Linked DNA regions of Homo sapiens: region 1 is linked to region 2. Evidence: read pairs that join two places in POLR2A ChIA-PET (ENCODE). Cell type or tissue: OCI-LY7. All regions are shown on one strand. Links, peaks and the distances in the headings refer to the core of each region. The heading gives the core; the rest is flanking DNA. Region 1 holds the start of LINC02245 (long intergenic non-protein coding RNA 2245). Region 2 overlaps LOC124906140 (small nucleolar RNA SNORA74).

Region 1 (2,913 bases), core at 140-2,639, 230 kb before region 2:
AGTACTGATGGGGTTCAGGCACAAGGAGGTTGGATACTGGCAATCAGGAAATGAAGGGCAATGTCACTAAATGGCTTGAGTCCCAAAGAGATAGTCATTTATTTTAATTTTTTTCTAGAGAAAAACAGTTTAGATGCATTCAGACTATTTTCTGTTTTTTCATTCACATGTTATTTTTTATGGAATGAAATCTATCAATATCTTCCTTTATGGTTTGGGTGATGTTTCAGGGTGTTCAATCATCCCCATTTGCATGGAACTGTTCAGTTTTAGCACTGAAAGTCCCACATCCTGGGAAATTCCTCAGTCCCGGGCAAATCAGAACAGTTGGTCACCTTAGAAGCCATGGACTCTCATACTTCAAAAATTACCAATAGTCTCGCAACCAGTTCTCTCCTTTCATTCTCATCCCTCCTCTCTTGCTGAATTATTATCCAAAATACAAAAGAACAAACTCACAGACTGGTAGGAACCTACATCTTTAATCCTAACCCCCGTTACCTGCTTTGGATATCCAACACTCTAACCAAATAGGCTTAATTAAATATGATTCCCCAAACACCCCCACCCCAGGTGTCTCAGTCACTCTGTGCTGTTATAAATGACTATATACTGGGTGGCTTAGACAACAGAGATTTATTTCTCACTGTTCTAGAGGCCGGGAAGTCAGATCAGGGCGCCAGCATGGTCGGCTCTGGTAAGGGACCTCTTCCTCGTTTGCAGATGACCATTCTCTCGTTGTGTCCTCACATGGCAGAGAGGATAGAAAGCAAGCTCTCTCCTGTCTTTTCATGAAGACACTAATCCCATTCATGAGGGATTCACCCTCATGGCCTAATTACTTTCCAGAGGCCACACCACCTAATGCCATCACAATGGGGACTGGGCTTCAACAAGTCGATTAGGGGGAAGGGGGGAGCCACAAGCATCCAGTCCATAGTACCAGGCTCTCATATCTCAGGCCTCTGTTCCTGGTCTTCTCCTTCCCTGAATTTTCTCTCCCTTTGCAGCCTGCCTGCCTCCCATTCTTCCTTTCAGACCTTCCTTTGAAGCAACCTTGTCTAGGAAGGCTTTGCAACCTGAACTCTTCCTCCTTAGATATTTATAGCTCTTTGAGCTCCTCTATTAATTATAACAAGGTAGTAAGTGACAGAACATCTGACACCAGATGGCTCAAACAAACGAAAAGCACCCTACCTTTGGAAGGTAGATCCACATTCAGGCATAGTCGGATTACAGGATCAGAGCATAGCCATCCAGATTCTGTATCTCTTCCTCCATCTCTCAACTCTAGGTTACCTCTCTCCTCGGGCAGCCCCTCCCCTCACAGCTGTAAGAGCATCGGCAGCTTCTTGGGCTGCATTTTTTCAGGGTATGGGAAAAGAGGAGGAGTTACTATATCAACATCCCCAGAGGCTGAAAATGCCCCTGACTGGACCACTTTATTCCATCGCTGTGGTCAGGAGGTTGTGCAGGGCCATGAGGCTGCACAGGTGGTTGTTATGCATTGCATGACACCAAGAGGTGCCATTCACATAGTCTGCAACACAGCTACCGGACCGAGCACACCCTTTCACCTCTCTGGGTCTCAGTTTCATGAGTCAGATAAGAGTGACAAATCTGAGGTCTCCTTTAGTCCTACAGATCTACCATTCCACCATTCTGTGACCTCCTCTGTTGAAATAGTATTTTAGTGGTTTGGCTATCTTTCCATGAAGAGTTCTTAAACTCTCTTTTTATCTATGTTCATCCCCCTCCAGAATAACAAGTGGGTGGTAAGCTTTTTTAAAAAGAGGAAGCAGAGAAGCCCAAAGAAATTAAGATGTAAAAATAGTACATTGTGAAAATTCTCAGTTCCGTGTTACCACTGGTCATATCTATTTGGCTGGACAAGTTATAATGTAGTCGCCATTTGCTGAGTGTTTGTTACATGCTTGCTTCTAAATGTTCCTTGTGTGTTACATCTTCTAGTTTCTTCTGGTGACCCCCATGGACTAGATGGTACTGTACCTGTTGTTCCCATTTTATAGACAAAGAAAGTAAGCCCTGGAAAGTTGCTCGGGGTGCATGTTCACCGAATGGTGGCATCTGGATTTGAACATATGTTTGCTGGGCTTCACATTTCTCTCTGACCCAACACACTGTGTCACTCCTTCGTCAGAGTCTCTGCTGGAGTTCATCGAGTCTCAACTGGGGGCTCTAGCCCAAGGGAGTGATGTACTTGCTGGTTCACAGGAACATGAGTGTTTTTAAAAGGAAGATTCAATTTTAATATAATTAATAATTATAAATAATAACAATTTTATATTTGGAAATTTTTATTTTCTGACAAAAGTATAGAAAGTAAAATTCAATAAAATACTCTTGGCTGGTTGCAGTGGCTCATGCCTATAATCCCAGCCCTTTGGGAGGCCAAGATGGGTGGATCACGAGGTCAAGAGAGTGAGATCATCCTGGCCAACATGGTGAAACCCTGACTCTACTAAAAATACAAAAATTAGCTGGGTGTGGTGGCACACGCCTATAGTCCCAGCTACTCGAGAGGCTGAGGCAGGGGAATCGCTTGAACCTGAGAGGCAGAGATTGCAGTGAGCCGAGATCGCACCACTGCACTCCAGCCTGGTGACAGAGCAAGACTCCATCTCAAAAAAAAAAAAAATACTCATGGCAAGTGGGGACACACAGACAAGAGAGATGCTTCTTCATGTATCAGAACCTTGGGTCAGGGATGACCTTTGAGACTTGTATGTCGATCTGAAGAAGAAATTGTTTTTAAAAAGCTGAAAAGCACAGATCGATACAATAATGGGCAGGTCTTATTTTAGTTAGTATCTGTTTCAATTCAGTCTCTACTTTGCTGCCCAGGGCTGTGTGTATGCCACTAACCTTTCCCAGGGAGTGCTGGTCAACCAG
Region 2 (2,913 bases), core at 230-2,729:
TGCAAACAATCTTTTCTGTTGAAAAAAATAATTTTGAGGCCAGGTGTGGTGGCTCACGCCTATAATCCCAGCACTTGGGGAGGCTGAGGCGGGCGGATCACCTGAGGTCAGGAGTTCGAGACTAGCATGGCCAACATGGTGAAACCCTGTCTCTACTAAAAATACAAAAAATTAGCTGGGCCTGATGGCACACACCTGTAGTCCCAGATACTCAGGAGGCTGAGGTGGGAGGATCGCTTGAACCCAGGAGGTGGAGGTTGCAGTAAGCCAAAATTGTGCCACTGTACTCCAGCCTGGGTGACACAGCAAGACCCTGTTTCAAAAAAAAAAAGTTTTGGGTTCAGTTTAATTTCTTTTCTTTCAAAAAGATTTTTTTTTTTTTTTTTTTTTTTAGAGATAGGGTCTTGCTATGTGGCCCAGGTTTGTCTTGACTCCTGAGCTCAAGAAGTCCTCATGCCTCAGCCTCTCAAAGTTCTGGGATTACAGGTGTGAACCACGATGCCCAGCCAAGTTTAATTTTTTTGTTTGTTTGTTTTTGCTTTTGTTTTATTTTGTTTTTTGAGACAGGGTCTCACTCTGTTGGCCAGGCTGGAGTGCAGTGGCACGATCACAGCTCACTACAGCCTTGACCTCCCAGGCCCAAGCAATTCACCCACCTCAGCCTCCCAAGTTAGCTGGGACTACAGGCGTGCACCACCACGCCTGGCTAATGTTTTGATTTTTCTGTAGAAATGGAGTTTCACTATGTTGTTCAGGCTGGTCTGGAACTCCCCGCCTCAAGCCATCCTCCCACCTCAGCCTCCCGAAATCCTGGGATTATAGGCGTGAGCCACTGTGCCCAGCCAAGTTTCATTTTTGACTTATAAACGTTATCATTATAGGTCTTTCTGCTTAAGAGATACAACCAAAGTGTACCTATTCATTCCACAAATATTGCGTGCCAGGCCCCACACTGAGCTGAGTACTGTTCTAGGCACATGATATGTAACAGCAAGTAAAACATCCCTATCCTCACCAAGCTGATATTCAAGTGAAGGTGACAGACGAGAAACATAATGCATAAGGAAATCAGGTAATGTGTTAGAAGGTGGTGAGTGCTATAGTGAAATAAGATCAAGGTTAGGTGGATCTGGCATGTGTGGAGAAGCAAGTTGCAATCTTAAGGGTAGGCTTTGTTGAGAAGTAATTTTAAGCAAACGGTGCAAATGTTTAGGGGAAGAACAATCCAGGAAGTGGTAACAGCTGCACAGAGTCCCAAGAAAGCAGTATAGTGGCTTATTCCAGAAACAGCAAGGAGGCCAAAGTGACTGCATAGCGGGCCAGGTGGGAAGGTCAAGGAGATTGGGTAGGGCCTAGGGCTGTTGAAGGATTTCAGTTTCCACTGTTTCCTTGCTTCCTCTGAACAAAGCACTTTTGAGCAGAGAGGAACTCAATTTGGCTTTCATTTTAAAGGGTCTCTGTGGGCCAGGAGCAGTGGCTCACGCCTGTAATCCCAGCACTTTGGGAGACCGAGGTGGGTGGATCACCTGAGGTCAGGAGATCGAGACCAGCCAGGCCAACATGGTGAAACCCCATCTGTACTGAAAATACAAAAATTAGCTGGGTGTGGTGGCAGCGCCTGTAATCCCAGCTACTTGGGCAGCTAAGGCAAGAGAAAGGAGAATTGCTTGAACCCAGGAGGCGGAGGTTGCAGTGAGCTGAGATCATGCCATTGCACTCCAGCCTGGGTGACAGAGCAAGACAGTGTCTTAAAAAAAAAAAAAAAGAGCGGGGGAGGCAGGTGCTGTGGCTCACGCCTGTAATCCCAACACTTTGGGAGGCCAAGGCGGGCAGATCACAAAGTCAGGAGATCAAGACCATCCTGGCTAACACGGTGAAACCCCGTCTCTACTGAAAATACAAAAAAAAAAAAAACAACAACAACAAAATTAGCTGGGCATGGTGGCAGGCACCTGTAGTCCCAGCTACTCGGGAGGCTGAGGCAGGAGAATGGCGTTGAACCCGGGAGGTGGAGGTTGCAGTAAGCCGAAATTGTGCCACTGCACTCCAGCCTGGGCGACAGAGCGAGACTCCGTCTCAAAAAAAAAATAAAAAAATAAAAAAAAATAAAAGCGGGGGGGCGGGGGGGCGGGGGGCTCTGTGCCTCCCTGTTGAGAATAGACTGAAGGGGACAAGACAGAAACAAGGAGACCAGGTGGTACAGGTGGGAGCCTACTGTAATGATCCAGGCAAGAGCTGGGAGTGGTTCAAACCAGCGTGTAGAGTGGCAGGGGTAAAAAAGGATCACATTCTGGATGAGTTCTGCAAACAGAACCAACAGAATTTACAGAGGGATGGGATGCGGGCTGGGAGAGAAAGAGAAGAGTCAAAGTGACTCCAAGGTTTGAAGCCTAAACAACTACAAAAAATGGAGTTGTCATCAGCTGTGGTGGGGAAGCTGCTGATGCAGCAGGCTTGGGGGTAGATCAGGAGTTCAGTTTTGGATACACTGCTTTGACATCCAAATGGGGTCATAAGTGGGCTTTGGATATGTGAATCTGGAGTTCAGGAGAGAGGCTGAGCAGGAGACATAATTTGGGAGTTGTAAGTATATAGATAGATAATAGTTATTCATTTTTTCCCATCCTTTTAACATGAACATTTTTAAGCATACACAAATGTGCATACATTTAGTACATATACCTTCTACCTTCATTCAACAATTATTAACATTTTGCCATATTAGCTCTATATTTCTCTATCTTTTTAAAATAAAAATAGAGACAGGTTCTCACTTTGTTGCCCAGGCTAGTTTCAAACTCCTGGGCTCGTGCGATCCTCTCGCTTTGGCCTCCAAAAGTGCTGGTATTACAGGCATGAGCCACCACGCCCAGCCATATTTGTCTATTTATACACGCTTTTATTTGTTTGTTT

Evidence for each region. Peaks named below come from ENCODE experiments on the same cell type or tissue, not always from the same donor. Only the 100,000 strongest peaks of a DNase experiment are listed, where the experiment ranks them.
Region 1: POLR2A ChIA-PET joins it to region 2 with 18 read pairs; 3 of 35 experiments call an interaction of 5 or more read pairs at or near these places.

The regions. Positions count from the first base shown.
Region 1 is chr2:64,931,148-64,934,060 of GRCh38, forward strand. LINC02245 (long intergenic non-protein coding RNA 2245) reads right to left here and starts at 1,300. Exons shown (of 3, transcript NR_036586.1): 1 at 1,198-1,300. RefSeq lists enhancers at 1,675-1,814, 1,855-1,924, 1,965-2,114. In OCI-LY7, for the core only: no CTCF peak of the experiment used is centred there; DNase peaks (open chromatin) are centred at 644, 884, 1,484 and 1,844; H3K4me3 peaks cover 2,151 bases; H3K27ac peaks cover 2,500 bases.
Region 2 is chr2:65,158,851-65,161,763 of GRCh38, forward strand. It overlaps LOC124906140 (small nucleolar RNA SNORA74), which reads left to right; the gene lies at 1-10. Among named protein-coding and RNA genes, the nearest start is that of RAB1A, 30 kb to the left of the region's middle. In OCI-LY7, for the core only: no CTCF peak of the experiment used is centred there; a DNase peak (open chromatin) is centred at 1,261; H3K4me3 peaks cover 812 bases; H3K27ac peaks cover 1,704 bases.